Regions from separate parts of the Homo sapiens genome. Here all the other regions are linked to region 3. The links are chromatin loops, found by intact Hi-C in ENCODE. Cell type or tissue: PC-9. All regions are shown on one strand.

Region 1 (8,000 bases), 110 kb after region 3:
TGGGGTTTCACCATGTCAGGCTGGTCTCAAACTCCAGACCTCAGGTGATCTGCCCACCTTGGCCTCCCAAAGTGCTGGGATTACAGAAGTGAGCCTGGCCTTTAGTGGGTTCTTACTGAAGCCAGCCTGAACTGGGAAATGTCCAGATTTATACAAATAATGATTCAGAAAATGAGACTACCCTTTAAGAAGACCATATTCTGATCATAATCATAAATCTGGCAAATTCATTTATGGAGATAACAGGAAAACAATTTGAAATCAGAATATCCAGGAAAGGCCAGGCGCAGTGGCTCACGCCTGAAATCCGAGCACTTTGGGAGGCTGAGGCAGGAGAATCACTTGAACCTGGGAGGTGGAGGTTGCAGTGAGCTGAGATGGCGCCACTGCCCAGCCTGGGCAATAGAGCGAGACTCGGTCTAAAAAAAAAAAAAAAAAAAAAAAGAATATCCAGGAAAATCACGAGGACACAGCCGTGGTAATCAGTATGAAAGCATGAAAGCCCCCAGTATGGAATGTTTACTGTGTATCTATTGCATATTTAATCTTCATAACAACCTGATAGAGGTGGGTACTGTGGGCTCCATTTTACAGATGAGAAAACCTCAACACACACAGAGGGGTTCGGTAACTTGTCCAAGATGATCCAGAGGTACATATTCTGTCCCCAAAGCCCCTACTCTTGGCCACGACTCCATAAAATACTTCTAAACAGCTTGCTTCCCTTGTACAGTTTAAATGATTTTGTCTTTTTGCATACATTCAACTTTCTCATAAACTTGAGGTTCACCAAGGAGAGAATTATTTCCCCCACAGATAATAGCTGCCAAAATAGAGTCCGAATCCCTGAGGGTTCCCAGATGGCTGGGCACACCCAAGCTGCAGAGGCTGTCTGGAATGATTAGGGCAGAGGAAGGTGCTAATCTATCTAGGAGCGAGCAGCTTTGCGGCTGATGCGATTTCGTTTATCTACCCTCCTCGGTTCTTTGTCTCTTTATCCTCCTGTCTCCCTCCTGGCCTGGCTAACAGGCCTGATGTATCGGCATCTCAATCACTTCTGCTTCCCCAGGAGATCAAGGCCTGGCCTTGGGCCCTGAGGCCTCCCGGAGTAAATCAGTGGATTGAGGGGAGGGGGTGCCGGGGAGGCATCAAAAGAGAATGGGGTCCTCTGGCTTCAAGCTACCTAAAATCTGCTGCTTAAAATGCTGCTGTTAGGGAAAACTGGCGGCACAGAGTCCTTCTCCAGCCCTAGAAATAACCTCTCTGAAACCTGTCGAGTGACCCACCCCAAATTAGAAAGAATTTTTTGTCTTAAAAGGCACATTAAAGAGAGTCCTGTGTTTTCTGCCCTGTGCCTTCTGGAGGTAGAAGACAAGTGTGAATTCTCTACCCTTCTACAACAAGAGCAAAGGAAGAAGAAAATTTCCATATTTTCTCAGCTATTTCAAAACACATTTTTTTACCTTTCATATGAAGTGACTGTTCCAAATGACCTCTTCTTTCCAGGGAAAAAACTCTATTTTAATACTTTTTCTCCCCTCCTCTTTCTCCAGCCCTGTCTCTTTTTTCTATTTTTAATCTCCCTCTGCCAACAAGAATATCCACGGACTTCCCACCTGGCCTTTACCCTTCTCTTCCTTGCAGGGGTGTACCCACCAGCCTGCACCCGATGTCCACGATGTCTGTCCACCCCAGAACCCAGCAGCATCTCTCCCCGTCTGGCGCTCAGCCTGCTTCTGAGTGTGGGCAGCAGGGAAGCTAGGCGCTGTGCTTGCCCAGACCACACAGCTGTCTCTGTTTAGGGCTTTGCTGCCTGAAAGTTTGTTTCAAGGAGGAACAGGCTCTGCTCTGCCTTCTCAGCTTGGTCTCCTTACCTGGGGCACAAAGAGTGTTCACTTAGCTAGCGCTGACCTCCTGCAGCTAATTAATGCCTCTAGCATGGATCAGAAAAAGCTCTGCAAAGTGCAATTAGCGATGGATCACTTGTTGCTACTTCATAGGAGTGGTGTCAGCAGTATTCATGGCTTGTGGCTTAAAAGCCAGAAGGAGATCCCCAATCAGGTCCTGGATGGCTCTGATAGGCAAATCCTCTTAGGAAGGTGGGATCACAGGCACCAATTCCTTTTGACCTCCCCCGCTCCCCTTCCTGTGGGGCTTATTGAACAGAGGCTAATTCATTCAGTATTGGAGATGTAGCAGTTTATTGTGGGGTTCAAGATCCTTGTCATCTCTGAGGATAACAGAGAGAGCCCTTTTATTGAACTCTTGCTATGTGTCAGGCATTGGGTTTAGTGCTTTATGCGATATGTTCATAACCACTACAGAGAAGAAACCATATCCGCTTTACAGATGAAGAAACTGAGGTCTAGAGGTTAAGTACTTACCCCGGGTCATGGTCAGATATTTGGCTGATGGCATTCATTTCTTTTCTAGAAATGTCTTGAGCATCTATGTGGCTGACATTTTTCAGGCAATCCCTGCTATGCAGAGCTTGCATTTTAGAGGGAGTAGGGGCACCAGATACTGAGCAAGTAAGCAAATTAATAAACACAATAATCTCGGCCGGGCACGGTGGCTCACGCCTGTAATCCCAGCACTTTGGGTGGCTAAGGCAGGCGGATCACAAGGTCAGGAGATCGAGACCATCCTGGCTAACACGGTGAAACCCCATCTCTACTAAAAATACAAAAAAAAAATTAGCCAGGCGCCGTGGCGGGCGCCTATAGTCCTAGCTACTTGGGAGGCTGAGGCAGGAGAATGGCGTGAACCCAGGAGGCAGAGCTTGCAGTGAGCCAAGATAGCGCCACTGCACTCCAGCCTGGGCGAAGGAGCGAGACTCTGTCTCAAAAATAAATAAATAAATAAATAAAATAAACACAATAATCTCTGTATAAGTGCTTCAGGGAAACTAAAAGGGCCCTCTTCTGTGGCAGAACTGGGATTCCCAGTCTCTGAGGTTAAGCAGGAGCAGGTAGCATTACCCTGTAAGCTGGGAGTCGCAATAGGCAATTAGTTACCTGACTGTCCCAGGGCTTGGCACTGCCTGGTAGCCCTGCCTTTTCATAAGGAAAAGATTCCGCACAAAGCACTTTACCTAGGTTTTGTGAGAGGCGGAGCCAGAGCTGGCATCCGAGGTGTTCTCACAATGCTGGACTTTGAGGCACAGGAGAGAATTGCATTTCTCCTCTGAGCAGTGGAACCAGCCCTGGTGCCTCCCTTGCCCAGCCTCACCCTGGGACCCTGGGTGTGAGTAGTTAGTCTTGTTATCAGTGAGAGTAACCCAGGAATCTCCCTGATGGGGAAATCCCAGGTAATTTACTGTGTCTCTGATATTCCGGTTACAGCCTCTGCTCTAGAAAGGCCAGGGAGGGGAGAATCTAAAAGTTCTCCATTTCTCGCTTGAGATGGCATCCCCCCATGCTTTCCTTAGGCCTCCTTGAGTAAGGTGTCTGCAAATAGCTTCTCAGCATGACTTCACCCGGAAGCTCATCTGAGTGACTCACAGCCTGCTTTAGGCACCTCCTCCAGGGAGACGCTCTTACCCTTGCCCCCACCCCAACAGGGGAGGGGAGGGGAGAAGGGAAACCCCCTAACTGAGCCACGGAGAAGGCCTTGCCAGAGCACTGTGGAAAATACCTGCAGCCCAGCTTGGCCCTGCTTCAGGTGCCCTGGGATGTATGGTTTCTCTAGTCTTCTGAGAGGGATCAAGCTGACAATTCAAATTTGAGGGAGCGATGACCCTGGAAACTGTGTAGGTCTTAAAAAGAAATATATATCCAAACACACTGACCTGAAAAGATGTCCACAAAATACAGGATTCAGCATTAGGTGAAAAATAATTTCATTATGTTCCTGTTTCTCAAATTCGGTTTGTGATTTTAAAAAATTGATAGGTTAGTACATGTATTTGTACATGTACTATTTGTACTAAAAGCCTATTTGAAGAAAAATTATAATATATTAATAATAGTTATCTCTGGGAGGTAGTATTAAAAGAAACTTTATTCATTATTCCTTTCTGATTTTTAAAAAATAATCATAATTACCTTTATAATAAAAAAAAAAAAGGTGGGCCAGGTACAGTGGTTCATGCCTATAATCCCAGCACTTTGCAAGGCCAAGGCAGATTGCTTGAGCCCAGGATTTCAAGACCAGCCTGAGCAACATGGTGAGACCTTGTCTCTACAAAACATTTTTAGAAACTTAGCTGGGTGTGGTGGTGTACCCCTGTGGTCCCAGCTAATTGGGAGGCTGAGGCAGGAGGATTGCTTGAGCCCAGGAGTTTAACGCTGCAGTGACCTGGGAGGCGGAGGCTGCAGTGAGCCAAGGTCACACCACTGCACTTCAGCCTGGGCAACAAGGAGGCTCTGTCTCAAAAAAAAAAAAAGCTGCAGTGAGCCATGATCATGCCATTTCCCTTCTGCCTGGGTAATAGAGCAAGACCCTGTCTCAAAAAGAAAGGGTTGTTTTTTTGTTTTGCTTTGTCTTCAAAAAAATAAAAAGAAAAATCCTCATGCACCAAGCCCAGGTGTCCTAATTGTGTCCTCATTATTAAATGCCTAACTTCCCGTGGTGGACTGTTAGCAGGAAGCGACTGGGATGGACTTAACATTCACTTAGCAAACAGCTACCTCCCTAGCCACTGGAGGACCAAACCACTATGACAGGGTGTCTCCCTTCAGTGGCTCCCAGCATGATGGAGGGGGTAGTATATGTTTTGCGGGGCATTTGGGGTTTTGGGGGGAGGTTAGGGGGTTTTTTGAGACAGAGTCTCCTTCTGTCACCCAGGCTGGAGTGCAGTGGTGTGATTATGGCTCACTGCAGCCCTGACCTCACAGGCTCAAGAGATCCTCCCACCTCAGCTTCCCAAGAAGCTGGGACCATTACGCCTGGCTAATTTTATTTATTATTATGTATTTTTTTTTAAGAGACAGAGTCCCACTATGTTGCCCAAACTGGTCTCAGTGATCCTCCCACCTTGGTCTCCCAAAGTTCTGAGATTACAAGTGGGAGCCACCATGCCCCCTGACCAACCACCACCCTGCACCCAAGGCCAAGGGCTCGATAAATACTTTGCAAACAAATGGATATGTAAATGAGTAGATACTAAGTGGTCTGTGAGAGAAGGCTACAGATTGTGGTGGGGCTTCAGAAGGTCTCGAGAGGTCCCTTGCTGGGGATTAGGTTAGGCCTCGTGATGGTGCTTCTGGGATATTCCTTTTCTCTAGGATTTAAATGTCTCATTTAAGAACAATTTTTTTTTTTTTTTTTGAGACAGAGTCTCCCTCTATTGCCCAGGCTGGAGTGCAGTGGCGCGATCTCAGCTCACTGCAGCCTCCGCTTCCCAGGTTCAAGTGCTTCTCATGCCTCTGCCTCCCAAGTAGCTGGCGCTACAGGCGTGCACCACTATGCCCTGCTAATTTTTTGTATTTTTAGTAGAGATGGGGTTTCACCATGTTGGCCAGGCTGGTCTTGAACTCCTGACCTCAAATGATCCACCCACCTAGGCCTCCCCAAGTGCTGGGATTACAGGCATGAGCCACCACTCCCAGCATAAGAACAATTTTAGATTTACATGAAAGTCGCAAGAGTATTACAGAAAGTTTCCAGATACCCCACACCGTTTCCCCTATTAACATTATTAACTAAAGTTCATACTTCTTTAGGATTTCCTTAGTTTTTACCTAATGTCCTTTTTCTGTCTCAGGAACCCATGCCATATTTAGTTGTTATATGTCCTTAGATTCTTCTTGGCTGTGACAAGACTTTCTTTGTTCTTGGTGAGCTTGACAGTTTAGAGGAGAGCTGATCAGATATTTTACAGAATATCTTTCAGTCTAAAGTTTTTCTCATGACTAGTGTGGGGTTATAGGGTTTTTTGCGGGGAAGTCCACAGAGGTAAAGTGTCATACTCATCATATCAAGAATACACACTATCGGCCGGGTGCGGGGCTCACCCCATCTCTACTAAAAATACAAAAAATTAGCTGGGCATGGTGGCATGCGCCTGTAATCCCAGCTACTTGGGAGGCTGAGGCAGGAGAATCGCTTGAACCCAGGAGGCGGAGTTTGCAGTGAACTGAGATTGCGCCATTGCACTCCAGCCTGGGCGACTGAGTGAAACTTCGTCTCAGGAGAAAAAAACAAGAATAAGAAGAATACACACTATCAACATGACTTGTCACTGATGATGTTAACCTTGACCACCCGATAATGTTTGTCTGGTTTCTCTACTGTCAAGTATTATTCCCCACTCCCGCCCCTCAGGCCACGTCCACTCTGTAGTCTTTAGAGTGAAGTCACTGTGTGCATTCCATAGCTAAGGGATGGGAAGTTATGCTCTACCTCCTGGGGGAGGGTGGTATCTATTAATGCATAGATTAATTGGAAGATTGATTGGTTTATTCTCCCCTAGTTATTTTTTCAATCAGTAAGCATGCATATATGGGTATTTATTTTATACTTTGGGTCATTATGCAATATTGTGTTATTTATTTTGTTATGCAAATTGTTCCGGCTTTGCCCGTTGAGAGCGCTTTCGGTTGGCTCCCATCTCATCATTTTAGGATTCTTTGAGCACTCTTACTTTCTGGTACCACAAGATGCTCCAAGCTCATTTTCTGTTTTCCATGCCCTGTTCCTAAAATCAGTCAATTTCTCGAAGGAGCTCTGGTTCCTTTTATTGAAGAATGCTATTAGAATCTAGGATCTGCTGTGTGCGGTGGCTCATGCCTGTAACCCCAGCACTTTGGGAGGCCAAGGCGGGAGGATTGCCTGAAGCCAGGAGTTCAAGACCAGCATAGGCAACAAAGTAAGACCCTGTCTCTACAAAAAAGAAAAAGAAAAAGAGAAACCAGAATCTGGGCACTGGATATACTCCTTGCTACTGGAGTGTCTGGGACATTCCTTTTGAAAGAAGGTTTTCGGAAACTAGGTAAAGAATTTGCAGATCATACTGAGATTTCATGATGGAAATAAGAGGAAAAGGACTGGAAGAGGCACTGTAAGCCTCTTGTCATATCAACAACTTCAGGCAGACACCATGGAAGGTCCTGTGGCATCTGTCTGGTGGGAGGGTATTATAAACAGTCAAATAAATGACCACAGATGCTTTAGGAAGGGGCCATCAGCATTTAGGGACTGTAAGGGGGCAACTCTCCCCATCGTCAACTTACCAGAGCCTTCCCCGTCCATGTCCTTGTTCCAGGTACCATTTTTGAGTCCATCCTGTGTTCCAGGCACTGCCCTAGGTTCTCACTCAACCCTCAGGGCTCCCCGAAAGTTATTTTAGGTATTGTTGGCCCCGTCTTACTGCAGAAAGGCTGAGGACTTGTCTGGGTAAGTGACTAACCCCTCATTCAAACCCAGGTACAACCCTCAAATTCTCCCTCACTGAGCTGACTGCCACTTAACGTGGTTTGGGAACTTCTTAGCTTCAAAATGCAACACTCCCCCTTTGATAGAGATGTGGATGTTAGTGCAGGCAAGGACTATGGTGTCACCAAGGTCACCGGTCCCCCTGCTCTGATCACAGCAGTCATCACAGGGAACTGTAAAGAGGTAGGGTGTGTTTGCGCATGCATATGCGAGTGCTGAGTGCGTGTGCCACCTCCCACCTACAGGCTTCCCAGGAGCTTCAACAGAGAACCCTTGCCCATTGCCTGGCAGGTAGCTGTATCCGACTAGGGGCCCTGCTGTTGAGAACTGAACAACAGTGAGCTTCAGAAGAGAGGAACGTGAACATATCTAGAAAAGCCATAGGAAAGTGGCTGGCAAAACTGAAACCAGTGGCAAGAACTGGGTAGACATTTAAAGGCCCGTTCCAAAGATAGCTAATGCCATAAGAAAATGCTGTTTGGTGTAATAAGTGAAATGAAACAACACTGTAGGTTTAAAAATATATGAACAATATTTAACAAGTATCAATACTTCTCTCTAAGTGATGGGATTATGGGTGATTTTTATTTTCTACCTTGCATTTGACTGTATTTTTTATATTT
Region 2 (8,000 bases), 81 kb after region 3:
CCTGTTCTACAAATAAGGCAGTAAAGGCACGGCAAGTTCCAATGACTGCCTGAGGTTTTGGCTAGTGGCAGAGCAGGAATCAAACCCAGGCCCTCTGATTCCACGCTGCTGCAGTGGATGATCTGGGAAATGTCAGCCGTCCTGTCCCCATCCCTAGCATCCACTAAGAGGAGAGAGTGGGTTCTCAGACTGATGGCATCTTCTGCTTCGTGTTCCTCATTCCAGGAGCTCTGAGGTAGTTATTTTTCTACTGTGAGCATCTGAACTTATTTACTTGACTTCTTAAATATGTACAAGAAAAACATCAGGCCAGACACAGTGGCTCAAGCCTGTAATCCCAACACTTTGATAATCCAAGAGAACCCAAGACAGGTGGATCACTTTGAGCCCAAGAGTTCAAGACCAGCCTGGGCAACATGGAGAAAACCTGTTTCTCCAAAAAAAATTAAAAAGTTAGCCGAGCATGGTGGCTGGCGCCTATAGTCCCAGCTACTCAGGAGGCTGAGGCTGGAGAATCACTTCAGCCCGGGAAGCAGAGGTTGTAGTGAGCCGAGATCAAGCCACTGCACTCCAGCCTGGGCAACAGAGCCAGACCCTGTCTAAAAAAGAAATCTTAAAATAGGGAGCATGTTTTACATACATTTGTGCATTATTTATAATAAAAATTGAAGAGGAGTGAACTCTCATTTTCTTAGCATTTACAGTGTATCTGAAGAATGTGCTTAAGAGATCCTTGGGGAGGTACCCCAAAAAACCCCCGTGTGCAAGGCAATTTAATAAGGGAAGTCTCCAATGTCCTCCTGGAAAGCATAAGAACACTGATACTTCCTTCTCAGATAGCACCTGGTTGGCCAAGTCCTTGTGTAACAAACATAAACGAAATCCACACCAAAAACTGGAGATGATGCACTTTCCCCCACTAGGGTGATTCCTTTTCAAACCTTCAACTCACCCACTGGAGAAGAAACTCAGGTTGCAAGTGAAATCTTACCATTCAAAGTCTAGGATTTTTTTTGTTTCAAATATTGCCTTTTCTCTGTGTTACAAGTATTTTCAAACATGCAGACATGTATTCAGGGCCCAGGTTTAGGGTTTCTCAACTACGGGGATGGAAATGTGGGATGGGGGCAGGGAGTGATGCCGTCAGGATGGGGAAGAGGCCAGGGTTGGGGTCCAGGAAAGAGAATGCCAGGGACCTTCAGAAAGTCAGCAAGACTGAGCCCCAGTGGGGTGTTCCTGGCCAGTTGAGTCTGTCCCTGTCTGCCGTGGTGACCCAGGTTTCTCCATGGAATTCCACCAGCATTGGCTTGCTCTTCTGAGGGCTGCCGCCTCTCGAGCACCCAGAATTTGAATGCCTGGCCTCAGCTACAGAGTACTTGGCCGTCGTGACACATGGCTGGCAGCATCCGACGTGCACGTCTGCTGCTGCCAATAAAGAGAATTGTTTCTTTCTCTGAACAGAGTCCATTTACATTGAGAGAATTTTCCTCTCCTACCTCCACCAGCACTTCCTCCCCGCCCCGCCCCTCCCTCCCCTACCACCCCACAAAAAGGAAAAAGCTTTTGGGGAATTTGTTTTTAGTGGGCTCACTCAAAAGGAGCTTTATGTTTATTTTCTGAGTGGCCTCTGGACTGTTGTGTCCATTTATCATACCTCCCCCGCCTCTCCCTCCCCTCCCACCCACTGGCCCCCATCTCTCCTCTACTCTGAAAACCTAAACTTCATCAAACTGTTCCTAACGACTACCACATGTCTACAGAGGGCACAGGGGGTGGGGGAGGGGGATCTGGGAAATGAAGAAACCCTCCAAGGAGCACAGTAGCGTATTAAAATTCAATGGCTTAGTCATCAGAGTTTTCAGCCCAAGCACCGAAGAAAAATAAATGAATGTTCTGTAACAGTCTTGTGGATCTCGGAGGAAGGGGGTGGCAGGGGAGGGAGAGGAGAGGAGATGTTGTGGTTTTTAGATAGAGGAGTTCATGCTGTAGAGAACAATTAAGGCCTTTGCTCAGAAATAACAAGACACACTACTGTTTTCCTGCTTGCTGGAGGAGTGCATAGTGTCAGGGCTGGCAGGGATTGGTCTGATCGGCCAGCTCTGCTCACGGATGAGGAAACTAAGGCCCAGGCCAGGGATGTGACTTCTTTAGAGTCATATAAGTAGAGGCCAGGTGCAGTGGCTTATGCCTGTAATCCCAGCACTTCGGGAGGCTGAGGCAGGAAGATTGCTTGAGCCCAGGAGTTCAAGGCCAGACTGGGCAATATAGTGAGACCCCATACTTCCGAAAAAAATGTAACAATTTGCTAGGCATGGTGGCATGTGCCTGGAGTCCCAGCTACTTGAGAGGCTGAGGTGGAAGGATTGCTTGAGTGCAGGAGTTTGAGGTTACGATGAGCTATGATCGCACCACTGCACTCCAGCCTGGGTGACAGAGTGAGACCCTGTCTCTAAATAAGTAGATAAATAAATAACAAAAATGAATTCGTGGTAGAGATGGAACTGGATCCCCTCAATCATTCTTTCCTCCCAACTCAGGCAGATCTGCTTGGAGTTTCTGATGGTGTTTTATTCTGTTTTTTGAGATGGAGTTTTGCTCTTTTCTCCCAGGCTGGAATGCAGTGGCGTGATCTTGGCTCACTGCAACCTCTGCCTCCAGGGTTCAAGCGATTCTCCTGCCTCAGCCTCCCGAGTAGCTGGGGTTACAGGCACCTGCCACCATGCCCAGCTAATTTTTGTATTTTTAGCAGAGACAGGGTTTCACCATGTTGGCCAGGCTGGTCTCGAACTCCTGACCTCAGATGATCCACCCACCTCGGCCTCCTAAATTGTTGGGTTTACAGGCATGAGCCACCGTGCCCGGCTTTTTTTTTTTTTTTTTTTTTTTTTTCTTGAGACAGAGTTTTGCTCTTGTTGCCCAGGCTGGAGTGCAATGGCATGATCTCGGCTCACCGCAACCTCCACCTCCCGGGTTCAAGCGATTCTCGTCTCAGCCTCCCAAGTAGCTGGGATTACAGGCATGTACCGCCACGCCTGGCTAATTTTGTATTTTTAGTAGAGATGAGGTTTCTCCATGTTGATCAGACTGGTCTGAAACTCCCAGCCTCAGGTGATTTGCCCACCTTGGCCTCCCAAAGTGCTGGGATTACAGGCATGAGCCACCACGCCCAGCCAATTCTGATGGGTTTTAAGAGCATCAGCTCTTGGGCTGAGAACTGCCATGGTGTCCGCAAGGTACTCACCCCATTGAGGGTAGCTGCTTCAGTGACATTGCACCAATGCTGGTGGGCCTTTCTCCACCCATCCTCTCCCCCAGCTAGGCCGGTGAAAGGGCCTGGGTGTTTGTGAGTTGTCTTATATGCTCAGGCTTCAAGGACTCAACCTGCCTCTGGAACTTGTTGCTTCGGTTCTATTTTTCCTTGTATCCCTGCATCTTCCTTAGGAAGGATAGACCAGATTGCCCTTTCCTTTGCTTTTTTCAAATGAAGCGACTGAGTCACGAGGAAGTGAGAGGACTTGGTAAAATCCTGAGTTGATAGTGAAAGAAATGGTTCTGCAATGCACATCTCCCCTTTCCCTGTCCTCCATGCTGATTCAGATCCCTCATTTTGGTGACCAAGGACATTGAATAGGAGAGATATTGTGAAATCTTTGAGCTCAAAGTTTTAGAGGAGAATGAAGCCAAGCCCCTGTTCCGAGGATGAGGAAGTGGGGTCGGGATGAGGAGGGGTCTGGCCAGGGCCAGCAGGCATTACAGGCTCGGGCCAGCAGAAATGTGGCATTCACCCTGGACTAGCTGTGGGACACGCTTCGAACAGTTTAATGTCCCAGGAGGGATTGAAGTGTGGCCAGTCCATGCCACCCACCACTGGTCCCAGAACAGGGAGAGCATTGTAGTTGACTATTATATTGGCTTTGAGTCTCCGTTTGGGCTTCTTTGATCAGCTTGGGAGAAAACTGAAAGAAAAAGGTAGACAAAGTAACCACCCAACTCAGCTAAATTGCTGGCAGCAAAAAGTCAAAGAAAATCAGATTTTCTGAGCAAGTTTGAAAGGTCTCCCTCGAGTAGCTGGGCAAATTCCCATGGATCTGGGCCATGAAGCAACATTTCCAAAGGCATTGGTCTGCTCTTGCTTCCTCTGTGTTATGGCAGAAACACTGGCTGTATCCAGACCTCTGACCGTTCTTCCTGTCCACAGCACAGAGACACATCGCCATGTGCCTGATGTGCTGCCATTGAATCCTAGGGATGGTGTGAATTGAAGAGCCCATCTCACAGAGGAAGAAACTGAGGCCGAGAGAGCTAGGGAAACCCTGCTTTGAACTCTCGGCCTCGAGACTGCTCACTATACTCCCTATTCAGGGCTTCCCTCCAAGCTGCTTCTAGAAGATCAGATGTGTTTGGAGACTCTCCTGATGGCCCTAAAACTCTCGCCCTTTTTCTCCTGCTGGAGAAGCCTAGTAAGAAGGCCTGTGTTACTTCCCTTAGAGAAAACATTGGGAAACTTACCCTGGAAGACCACTGATCTCACAGAGCAAAGCCAGCCAAACGTCAGACTCCATAAAGACGTCAGCATGTTAAGGAGAACCGTCTGGGCCTGCAGTACTCACACACACCAGCCTTGTTAGCAGATGGGTTTATGTTCTCCCTCCCGTGCCACAAATTGCAACCTCCATGGCAGATACCAGTGGGGGACTGGGGTCGGGCCTGAGGACAGTGTCTTGCGCATGCCTGATGTGTGTCGTGTGTCACTTTGTGGGCTAGGAGATAGGGCTCCTGGGGGTAGGTCAGCCCATTCATCCTTGTTTCCCTACTGTGCCTAGAATTGAGCTCTGTCCCCAGAGGGTGCCTACAACATGCCTAGGGAATGAGTCCCTGGGCTGGTAATGGAAACTCTTAACCCACTGCTGCACCTGGCTGGCTTCCCAGCCTCTGCAAGAATGAGTCAGCCACCTGCAGGAGAGCCTCAGGGAAGAGCCTAGCACTTCCAATCCAGATAAGCTTTGGCTACCTGGGCCTGTGACAAGTGACAATAAAAGGAAAGCCTGAGCAGACCTGTGTTTATAAGCATGAGGGAGGGGTCTGCACTCAGGTGTGCTAATTAAAAGCTGAGAACCTGCAAAAGAACTTATGTTTAAACCACACCTCCTCTCTCCATCCACCCTGCCTTATCCTGCTGGTTGCTTTTGTTGCAATAAAAAGCCGATTTTATTTCCCCCACAGAGCCTTTGTTAATGAATTTCTAACCAGAACCTAAAGTTAGGGAATGTGAAGGGGGAGTGTGGCCCTCATGCAAGCGCATGCACACATATGGACTCTCACACGTAAGACCAAACACTCCATGGCTCCTCTCTGTGTCCCCCCAACCCCCACCAAAAGCAGCATTTCTTGAGAGATGGACCCTTAACCTCAGTGTATCCAAGGCCCAAAGGACCTAATGAAAACCAGAGCTACCACCAAAGCATTTCTGATGCTAAACCGGCCTCCGGAGTCCTTTAGCATCAGGGCCCTGGGCTGTGAGTGAGCTCAGTTCAAAACAAATCTGGGGCCCATTATCTCCCTGGCCTGATTTCGTCTCCTGTGGCTGCCCTATTAGACCTTTCCTGGCATGATGACATGTTTTGCCGGGTCCTTCTCCTTTGTCCAATTTCCAGGGCAGTGTTTAGGCAGCTCAAAGTAGAGCGCAGTGCTGGGTACTGACCTCCTGGGCACCTGAGGGTTTGCAGGTGACAATCGCCCACAAGAGGTGGCAGGAAGTAGGATGGTGTTGACCTGGCAAGCTCTGGTGGAAGCCCTTGAGAAAACAGTATTGCATTATTGTCACTGTTAATAATGGCCCTTTATTTGAGCTTTGCTAGGACAATGCTCTAAACAAAGCTGAGAGGAAGAAACAGTCCCTGCTGTGGGGCCTTGTAATTTATCAAGGCTAATGGAGGAAGAAAAATCCACTGGGGAAAGATTGTGGGGGTGGGCTGGCGATAGATTTGATTGTTGCTGGAGGTGTAATTGGACGATACCCACAGCCTAGCTATGCATCCCTATTTGCTTTGTTGCAACAGGACTGTGTTTCTAGCCCCTCCTTTGTCTTGTCTAGTTCCGCTGGATCTGAGTCCCTTGAAGGCAGATTGAGGTCTAAGTCCTGGATCTGATGTAGCAGCATGACCTCAAGCGGGTTCCTTTACATCTGAGCCTTAGGTTTCCTCGTCTGCAGGGGAGGTACCCAGATTGGAAATCATGAGAGTCCAAGCCCCTTAAATTGCTAAAGGAATACTAGCTGCCAAAAACAGATGACAAAAGTATTGAGGAAAGAGGACTTGCTAGAAGTGTCTTTGCATTTCTTAGAGGATCCAAATCCCAAGGTTGGACCTAACTGAGGCCACCATTTACTGAGAGTGCAAGCATCAAACCTGTTGCATCTCTGGACATCATTTATTTCTCTATCAAAGAACTGTTGCAAGAATGGTTGCCTCCCACCTTTTCCACACAAGGATGTGAGTCGGTGTTGTTTTCTTGTTGGGTGCTGGACTCACTGTACCAGGGGTATGGTGGCATTTCAGGGCTGGAAGGCCTCTATGAAAACCAGCACCCCACCCTGCCAAGTTGGAGGTCCTGCTGTCCTCCAGAAATGCTGGCAGCCACAAGCTGCAGCTGTGTTGCAACAAGTCTGATTTAATTTGGGGGGTGGTACAGAGATAGCACTGTGATGTTTTTTAAAAGCCAGAAGAATACAGCTTATTCACCAAACTGTGAAACTGGCTATGCCTTGGGTGGGGGAAGCCAGAGGAAAATGTGTGATAGCGTTTTTTAAAAGAGTAAAAATGGTGATAATTATAAATTTACTATAATGCCCATTATTGCATGAGATCTAAGTGGATTAACTCATTATAGCTAAGTCAGCATCAGGTTTTCTTAAGGCCTCTTCCCTTCTGGGGTTTATAATTCTGTTCTTATCTTTCTATTAATTTATAAGGTGGGAAGCCAATCATTGTCTTTTGTAATCCTTGTTATCACCCCCTTGTTTCCTCAGAAGTAAAAATCAGGCAAAAAAAAAAAAAGTACTTTTTTATATAATGCAATTGGAGTAAACCTGAAAATGTTGGTAAATAGGAGGATTTCTATAAGTTAAATTTTCTTTCAAATGTATGAAAAAAACAGACTACCTTGTAGAATCCCATTGTAAATAGTTTTGTCAAGCAAGGATGTGTCCATATATTTGTCTTTGTGGTAAGCCTGGATCTTTCCTGTCCACAGCTGTGACACTGTGTACTCAAGCTGATACATCAGTCACTCTAGCAGCATTTCTGTTTTTTATATTAACTTATATCCTTTCTCTATAAAATTTTCTAGGTTATTAAACCTAGGTGAGCGTGATTGAGAGAGATGTGAAAGTGCCTTACAAAGTGTCTTTTTTTGGGGGGGGCAGGCGGGGAGATGGAGTCTTGCTCTGTTGCCTAGGCTGGAGTGCAGTGGTACAATCTCTGCTCACTACAACCTCTGCCTCCCAAGTTCAAGCGATTCTTCCACCTCAGCTTCCCAGGTAGCTGGGATTACAGGCACCCACCAGCACACCCAGCTAATTCTTTGTACTTTTAGTAGAGACAAGGTTTCACCATGTTGGCCATGCTGGCCTCAGGTGAGCCACCACACCCAGCCTTAGAAAGTGTCATTTAGATGGGAGAAAGCTATACACCCCACAGGACAAGGACGTGTGGCTGTACAGTAGGGTGGAAGAAAGCCTGGAATGGAAATGGAGTCTCAGTTTGCCCTCAGCTCTGCCCTCACCTTTTGCATGACCCTGGGCAGGACACTTAGTCTCCATGGGCTTCCATATTCACATCTGTAAAATGAGGGGTACCGATTGGATGCTTTAAGAAAACCTGTGAGATAAGCGTTTCAGAATTCTTCCAATGGTGCTATCCCAGACCAAATGTCCATTTAAGAAAAACTATTAATCCCTTATCAATACAATTTATCCTTTGAAGGAGGTAGCTGTGTGTTTC
Region 3 (8,000 bases):
TCTCCTGTGGATATTGGACCCTGCTTGTGGCAGCCGCCAAATCCTCAGCCACAGATCATAGCAGGTGTTTTGTGTTTTGCTGGCCTGTCATGTAAACACACTTTGTGGTCTTCCTGCTTGTTTTAAAAAAGGCCTAAGTGCTTTTGCAGCTTTGGTTGTGTGCTTGGAGCTGCATGCAGGATTGGGAGGAGATACATAAGGAACACAGCCCAAGTACTCCTGAGGAATGCCATGCCGGCATCATTAATCAACTGCTCACTGAGTGCCAGCTACATCCAAGGCAATGGAGACAGATTAGCAAGGGACAAGAATCTTGACTGTTTTGAGTTTAGAAGTGTTTAGAATCTAGTAGGGAAAGCAAAGCATATATACAGATAGTTACAAAGAAGTTTATAGTGACCACCTTCAAACAAAGAGGGGAGCAATGGCGATAGACTCCACTGTCTAGTCTTCATTGCTGGTTCCCCATTGCGGGTGCTTTTCAGGAGCTGTTTCATTTAATCCTCCCAGCTCCTCTGGAAGGTAGATATAACTTCCATCCCATAGTTGGGGACCTTAAAGCTTCTGGTGATTAGAAAGCTTAAAGGGAAGAGATGACTCCTGGCTGTCTGGGTGGAAGGAAGTCAGGGTTTCTTTGTGGAGGATGTGGCAGGTGTGCCAGTGATTTGGGCAGGTAGAGCTGCGACTGCGGAGATGGGAGGGGATGCAGAGCCCCCAGAGGCTTCCAGGCAGAGGGAACAGTGTGAGCAAAGACCTGGAAGCCAACGCATATGTGTTGGAGAACAGCAAGTTCTCCTGTTTGGGTGGAAGGTTCAGATACATGACAAGCAGGAACAGTGGAGATAACACAGGAAAAAGGAAAGCTTTCCCACATCTTTTATCCAGATGTTAAGAAGCCTGCCAGAGTACAGGATGAGAGTTTTCCAAAACTTATTTTCATAATTCAGAAATTGAGTGTGTCTTCTCCCTAGCTCATCTTAACCATGGCCCCAGACCTCCAATTACTCCTCTTGGTGATTGAAAGCTTGACCTCAAAAATGCACCCGTCTGCTGTCCTAGCAGTAAAAGCATTAAAAGAAGACCTTAACTGAGCAAACTTGGGTTGTGAGGGGTTGAAGAACAAGGCTTCTATCAACCCTTCTTTTCTTGTTGAATTTGGCTCTGACTTTGCATTTCTTCCGTGGCCCTGAATGTAGCATTACAGGCCAAAGCAATCCCAGTACAGAATGAAGGTCAAGACTGGCAAATGTGTTAAACGAGGCCATTGGATCGACTCTTGCCAAAGCAGGATTCTTAATCGTGGAGCATAAAACAGGGTGAGAGAAGATGGTCCCAGAACTTTTTTTTTTCGGTGTTAAGTCCGACTGATGTATACGATATTCGACTTCCAGTTTAGGGTTTATTATTTTGGACAATAAAAGCTCAATTCTCAGAGATGCTGACATTTTAATTCTTAGTTAATGTGTTTCCAGAGCATTGATAATAAAGATTTCAAGCATATTAAATGCTTAATATTGTGGAACCACCTTATAGCTAATTGTCTTCTGAATTGGAGTCCCTAAGGTGCAGCTGAATTCTGCTGATAATAATAAAATGTGATAGGTCATCAATGGCTTAGCTAATAACTCAGGTGTCGGTCTTTTTCCGGACTCCAGTGTTATGAAGGGAAGGAATTTTCTTGTCACTTGACAAAGATAAACTTCATGAACATATTGCAAAAATACATACACAGTCATTTGTAGTTAGTGACTTGAGGCCCACAGTTTCCTTTCTTTCTTTATTTTTATTATTATTTTTTTGACACAAAGTCTCACTCTGTCACCCAGGTTGGAGTGCAGTGCTGCGATCTCAGCTCACTGCAGCCTCCTCCTTCCAGGTTCAAGCAATTCTTCTGCCTCAGCCTCTCAGTTAGCTGAGATTATAGGCAGGCACCACCACACCTGGCTAATTTTCATATTTTTAGTAGAGACAGGGTTTCACCATGTTGGCCAGGCTGGTCTCGAACTCCTGACCTCAAGCGATCTGCCCGCCGTGGCCTCCCAAAGTGCTGGGATTACAGGCATGAGCCACCATGCCCGGCCCATGGTTTGCTTTCTAAAAGTAAGCTGAGGAGAGTCAGGCCCATGATGGAAAAATTAAACAAGAAAACTAAACTTGGAAGCCTGGACATACAAGGTTAGAGTTGAGGAGACATTAAACTGGACCTCAAAGAGGTTGAAATGGGCCTCTCAGTGCACGAAAACCCTCCCTACAGTTGAGGCCAAGCTTTTATTGAAACCTTTACAACTTTTTTTAGTCTGTACATTTTAAAATATGAAAATTAGTATTTGCTGTGAGGAGAGCTATTAATAAACACAAGCCTGAGGCTCACACACCAAGTGGGTGTACGTGCACAAGCATCCGGAACAATCCAGTACAGAGCTATGAGGATTTGGATCCAGAAAATTCTGGGGTGGAGCTTGCCCCGTCTGTGACCTGGCATGAATCATTCCATCTCTTGGATCTCTGTTTCCTTATCTGTGGTGTGGAGAGGTCAGACTAGATTCCCCAAGGGCTTTTCTGTCTCTGATAGTGTTTCTAGACCCCACATGGACACTGTGCAGTCATTTTCCTAAGGTCGAGCGCTGTAATTAGTATCCTTGGGAAAGAAACACCCAGGATGGTGCTGGACGAGCTCTTTGAAGACCTGGCTTGGTAATAGGGCTGGACACTGTCTTTTTAATATTAAGATTAATTGTGATTACTGTACTCAGGGTTTTCCTGTGCCCCTTTCCCCAGAAAGATGAGTGCTACATGCTTTTGGCCGACCTCATGCTTCAGTGCTTGACAGCTGCATCCAGGTCCTGGCAGGCCGGCACTGTGGTGAGATCCAGCTCCGAGGTGACTTCATATAGCATGTGCTTGAAGCCCGCCTACCCAGACTTGGATATTTATAGCAGGGGAGCAGCTAGAAAAAAAAAATTAAATATGCTACACCCTTCTTTATACGATGTGGGACAGAGACAGGCATTGTGAGGAATTTCAAAGGCAGAGCTGTATAATCCAGCAGGATATTTTTAAATGCTGTTTGTTGCCATTGGCAGGGCCGGTGTTTCAAAGAGGAGGGAAAATGAGAGTAACTGAGGATGACAGGCTGCCAGGAATGCTGAAGGCCGAGACATGGAGCTCCATGCTCCGAGGTATACAGGCTCTGAACCCTGATGTACTTCACAGTCACATAGCTTGAATAGGGCTTGGGCAGGTCAGTATGAGAGGCTGGGGAAATGGGGTGGCTTGCCTGTTTCTCTTCCCCAACCGGCCCATCTACCCGTCAAATCCCAAGTTGAAAATTGATGAAATCTTCTGGAGAGGCAGAACATATGGCAAAAAAAGAGTTGCTTTTGTGAAAGCCAGGGACCTGGTTGTTTCTTCTTCAGCCCATCTCAGCAGCCGGGTAATTAAAGTTGTACATGGGGACACAATTTGGAAGCAAGTTGCTTGCAGCTGTTCTTCTGGACTTAATCCACTTGAGTACCAGCTGGGCAGGCCAGGACTATGCTGGGACCCAATTCAGTAGCAGGTGAGAAGGCCTCAGGGGTAGGGCTGCCTCTGAGAAGGCATCGCAATGTCCCCCACCTGTCCAGTGGGTGCTTGTAAAGTATTCTAAGTAGTGTTTTCTACCACACTGGTCTTTGAGGAGACAAATGATGATGGCGGGGGTGGGGAGTCTGAGGACTGTGTAGGGGAGAGGCCAGGAGTTCTGTTTGGGTTACATCCGTTTGTTCACCCAACAAATATTTATTGAGGACTGTGTGCTGGGCACTGTTCCAGGAGCTGGTGATGCAACAAATGAATAAAAGGGGCCTGAAGGAGGGCAGGGTGCAGGCCCTGTGGATAATGAGGCAGAGTGAGGGGAATCACCTGAGGCCAGCCTGGCTGGAGAAGACAGCTCTAGGCAGAGGGAATAGCAAGCATTCCTGGTGGGTTCAAGGAGCCACCAAGGAGAAGCTCCTTCCGTGCGGCTGGGGCGAGTGTAGCAGGAGATGTGGTTGGAGAGGAAATGGTGGGGTGGTTAGTGGGGTAGGCCATTGGGTAATAATTCATTGGCTTTTAGTTCTGAGTAAGCTGAAAAGCATTGGAGGGACTCAAGCACAGAGTGACTTGATCTGATTTGTATTTCCACAAGGTCACTCTCTCTATTGTGTTGGAAATTGACTTTAGTATCAAGTGTGGACGCAGCGGGACCAGCCACTGGCACTTGCCAACAGCTTGGATGTGTGAGGTATGAGAGAGGAATCAAGGATGACACCAAGTTGCTATGGTCTGAGCCCTGGAAGGAGGGAGTGGCCATTGACTGAAGTGGGGAAAGCTGTGTATGGAAGAAGCAGGACTGCACCAAAGATCCTAGTGCGGTTTTAGTTGTCTGTCTCAAATCACATACAGATATCAAATAGGTTGGGCCGGGCACAGTGACTCACACCTGTAATCCTAGCACCTTAGGAGGCTGAGGCAGGTGGATGGCTTGAGTCCAGGAGTTCGAGATCAGACCGGGCAACACGGTGAAACCCCGTTTCTACAAAAAAATACAAAAACTAGCCAGGTATAATGGTGCACATCTGTGGCCCCAGCTACTTGGGAGGCTGAGGTGAGAGGATTGCTTGAGCCCAGGAGGCAGAGGTTGCAGTAAGCCGGTATCACACCACTGCATGCACTCCAGCCTGGGCAACAGAGTGAGACCCTGTCTCCGAAAAACAAATAGGAAGTTGGCTGGGAGACAGGCCACCTTGAACTTCATTAGTCATATGATGGATTGAAATATTGCCCTTCTTTGCCCTTCCAGAGGGTGGGCTCAGTATAGCAGGGCTGCATAGAGACTCAGACAATAGAGATTTAATTTTCAGTCTTACGATCTTTGGCTGATGGCCATAAAAGCCCCTGAATTTTGCTTTCCAGCTTCTTTGTAGGCAGCCAGCAGCCTTTAATAAAGATCATCAACTCTGTTGTTTCCTGTCATTAAAATGGGGGCTGTTTAATTAGTCCAATTGTTCTGTGGATCATTGTGACTTTGCGTCTGTGTCCTTCAATTCTGGGAAAGCAAGACTCCATTTTTCAGGCAGCTTTGGATTCCTGGAGGTCAAGTGTGGGTCTGAAATTTGGCCGGAAAAAGAACGCTCTTAGGTGGCTTGAGAAGGCATGGGGCCTGGAGTGGTGTCCGAATGGTTTGGGAGTATCCAACCGCCTGTTGGATGCTTTGACCTCGGCTGCTCAGGAGGGGCAGGGTGCAAAGCCTGGCTAAGAGATGGGGTCTGAAGGAGTTGTCACTGTCTGATTGCCAGCTAGATAGCTGAGGTCTCTGCCCTCAGTTTTCCTCTTCTGTTAAATGGGGTTGCCATAGTTCCTAGCTGATAGGGTTGTTGTTTCAGTGGTTTTCAATCCTAGATTCACGTTAGTATTATCTGGATAGCTTAAAAATAAAAGTGTCAGCCAGGCATGGTGGCTCAAGCCTGTAATCCCAACGCTTTGGGAGGCCAAGGCAGGCAGATCACCTGAGGCCAGGAGTTCGAGACCAGCCTGGCCAACTTGGTGAAACCCTGTCTCTACTAAAAATACAGAAATGAGGCGGTGTGGTGGCAGGCGCCTGTAATCCCAGCTACTCGGGAGACTGAGACAGGAGAACTACCTGACCCTGGGAGGCAGAGGTTGCAGTGAGCGCAGATCACACCACCACACTCCAGCCTGAGCAACAGAGCGAGACTCTGTCTCAAAAGAAAAAAAGTGTGTGTATGTGTGTGTGTGTCTGTCTGTCTGTCTTAAGGCCCTACCTCCAGATATTCTGAAATAAATGGTCTGGCATGGGGCCCAGACCATGTGGGTAGCATTCCTGGGAGAGCCTGGTATGTAGTGAGGATGCAGACATTAACTATTATTAGTGGTAAAAGCATCCTTGTTCTGGAGTATGTCTTTTCGCCCCACCTAGGATGGTGACTTTCCTTCATTTCACAGCCACAGCAGCTTTGGCTAACTCATCTAGAGGGATCACCAAAGAACACTCAAGAGAAGCTTGAACTGTTAGGTTTACATGGAAAGGGCATGGCTAGATCTAAAATGGGAGCAACATATTAGCCCAGAGTGCTGGCGCACACCTGTAATCCCAGCTACTCGGGAGGCTGAGGCAGCAGGATTGCTTGAACTCAGGATGCGGAGGTTGCAGTGAGCCAAGATCGCACCACTGCCCTCCAGCCTGGGTGACAGAGTGAGACTCCATCTCAAAAAATGAATGAATGAATGAACGAATAAATAAATAAATAAATAAATAAATAAATAAATAAATAAATGAAATGGGAGTGACACCATAAGATGTTATTTGCCCCACTGGTAAATGAAGTGAATACTGTGATTCCCATCTTTAAGATGAAGAAACAAAGTCACAGAGAGGTTTGGTAGCTTGCTCACGGTCATGCAGGTAATAAGTGGTGGTCCAGGCAGTCTTACCCCTGATTCTCTACTCTTCAACCATGTGTGTTCCCTCCCCAGCCAGAGAAGCCAAGAGACTGAATTCTCAACTCTGATACCCAGCACAGACCTACCGTGGGTCAAACTTTTACGAAGCACCAGACCCCGGCCCATGTGCTTCACATGTATTATATCATGTGATTCTTACCATCATATATACTCTTACTCCCATTTTGCTGCTGAAAAACAAGCTCAGAGAAGTTCAGGTGACATAGCTAGTCAATGACACAGCCGGGCTCTTTGAGCTCTGAAGTCCTCATTTGCCCTGTGGCCTCCTGTCCTCAGGAGTGGCCTGGGTGGGGACGAAGCACATGCAGTGATTTCCTGAGCAAAGAAATGAATGGGTTGGCCCAAGAGGACAAGAGGAACTGAAGCAAGGCCAAAGCATCCCTCACTGCATCTCAACAACTGAGCCACTGGGGGCCTGAAAATAGTAACATTGCCCAGTAGGGTGGCCAGCCAGCTGCGCCTGAGAACTGTGGGGTAGGTATTTGTTTCTCTGCGTGTTTAAAGATAATACCGTATGAAGCACATTGTTTCTCTTCTGTTAGTGTGAATGAAATTGCCTCTGAAAGGTTGTGTGTATTGGTTGCTTAAAATAGCTCAAGAGGAAGAATGTTTGGAAGCTGTTAGCTCCTTGAGTCTATTTCCTTGATTTATGATACCTTGGAGAGTGTGGGACCTCTTCTTGTTTACCCTTCTGGCTTTTTCTTTCTACCGTGTTTGAGTCCTTGTGTCATCATAAGCCAAAGGCATTTGTCACCAGAAAATGTGGCAACCTTTCCTAAGTAATTTAATGGGGGACCCTTTACACGTTTAATCTTTTTCCTTAAAGGGAGGAAAATGGGGAGAGGTCATTTGTTTTGGAAATGGCCATTTCTCTCTTCCAGCTGAAAACGTTCCAAGATCAGAGCAATGGCATTTGCTTGGGAGTAAGAAAAATTTGTTTTATTTTTCCGTTCACACTGAGGCCTGGCCTGGGAACTCATGAGTTTTTGTAGAACTTCCATCTTGTGGTGCCCAGGAGACCTGACAAGCTGTGAGTGAGAGGAGCCACAGAGCTGCTCTGTTCAATACGGCAGCCACTTGCCACAGGTGTATATTTAAATGTATTCAAATTCGATAAGGTTAAAAAAAACCATTTCCTCAGTCATGCAAGTCACATTTCTTGTGCTCCCTCGTCATATGTGGCTAGTGGCTACCATATTGGACAATGCAGATATAGAACATTTCCATCATCGCAGACAGTTCTGTGCAACAATACAGCCATTAGAGTGGGTCAGTGGTGGGTCGCTTGGGGCCAGCTTTCTGGGTTTTCACAGGTCTAAAAATTTCAACCATTCCCCAGCTTCTCAGAAGCCCTCTGTTTGCAGAAACAAGAAGATTCATGGAAATGGAGATTAAGGCCATTGGTTCTTGTGGCTCTAACCTCTGGACCCTTGACACAAGGTCGGGTTTTATCATTTCCAAGCTGCGTGGCCTCAGGCAAGTCACTTAGCCCCTCTCAA

Evidence for each region. A loop is a pair of places that touch in the nucleus more often than their neighbours do. Peaks named below come from ENCODE experiments on the same cell type or tissue, not always from the same donor. Only the 100,000 strongest peaks of a DNase experiment are listed, where the experiment ranks them.
Region 1: it touches region 3 in a loop (6-fold over the local background); 17 of 110 quality-filtered maps call a loop at or near these places.
Region 2: a loop joins it to region 3, with 4 times the contacts of the local background. A loop is called at or near these places in 56 of 110 quality-filtered maps.

Annotation. Positions count from the first base shown.
Region 1 is chr11:34,229,721-34,237,720 of GRCh38, reverse strand. The region is part of intron 1 of ABTB2 (ankyrin repeat and BTB domain containing 2); the gene reads left to right. Among named protein-coding and RNA genes, the nearest start is that of ABTB2, 120 kb to the left of the region's middle. RefSeq lists enhancers at 3,190-3,519, 3,196-3,720. In PC-9, no CTCF peak of the experiment used is centred here; a DNase peak (open chromatin) is centred at 3,450; H3K4me3 peaks cover 474 bases; H3K27ac peaks cover 2,880 bases.
Region 2 is chr11:34,260,551-34,268,550 of GRCh38, reverse strand. All of the region lies in intron 1 of ABTB2 (ankyrin repeat and BTB domain containing 2), which reads left to right. Among named protein-coding and RNA genes, the nearest start is that of ABTB2, 93 kb to the left of the region's middle. In PC-9, no CTCF peak of the experiment used is centred here; DNase peaks (open chromatin) are centred at 1,890 and 4,970; H3K27ac peaks cover 3,857 bases.
Region 3 is chr11:34,341,235-34,349,234 of GRCh38, reverse strand. All of the region lies in intron 1 of ABTB2 (ankyrin repeat and BTB domain containing 2), which reads left to right. Among named protein-coding and RNA genes, the nearest start is that of ABTB2, 13 kb to the left of the region's middle. In PC-9, no CTCF peak of the experiment used is centred here; DNase peaks (open chromatin) are centred at 2,534, 4,164, 5,854 and 7,164; H3K4me3 peaks cover 1,470 bases; H3K27ac peaks cover 5,750 bases.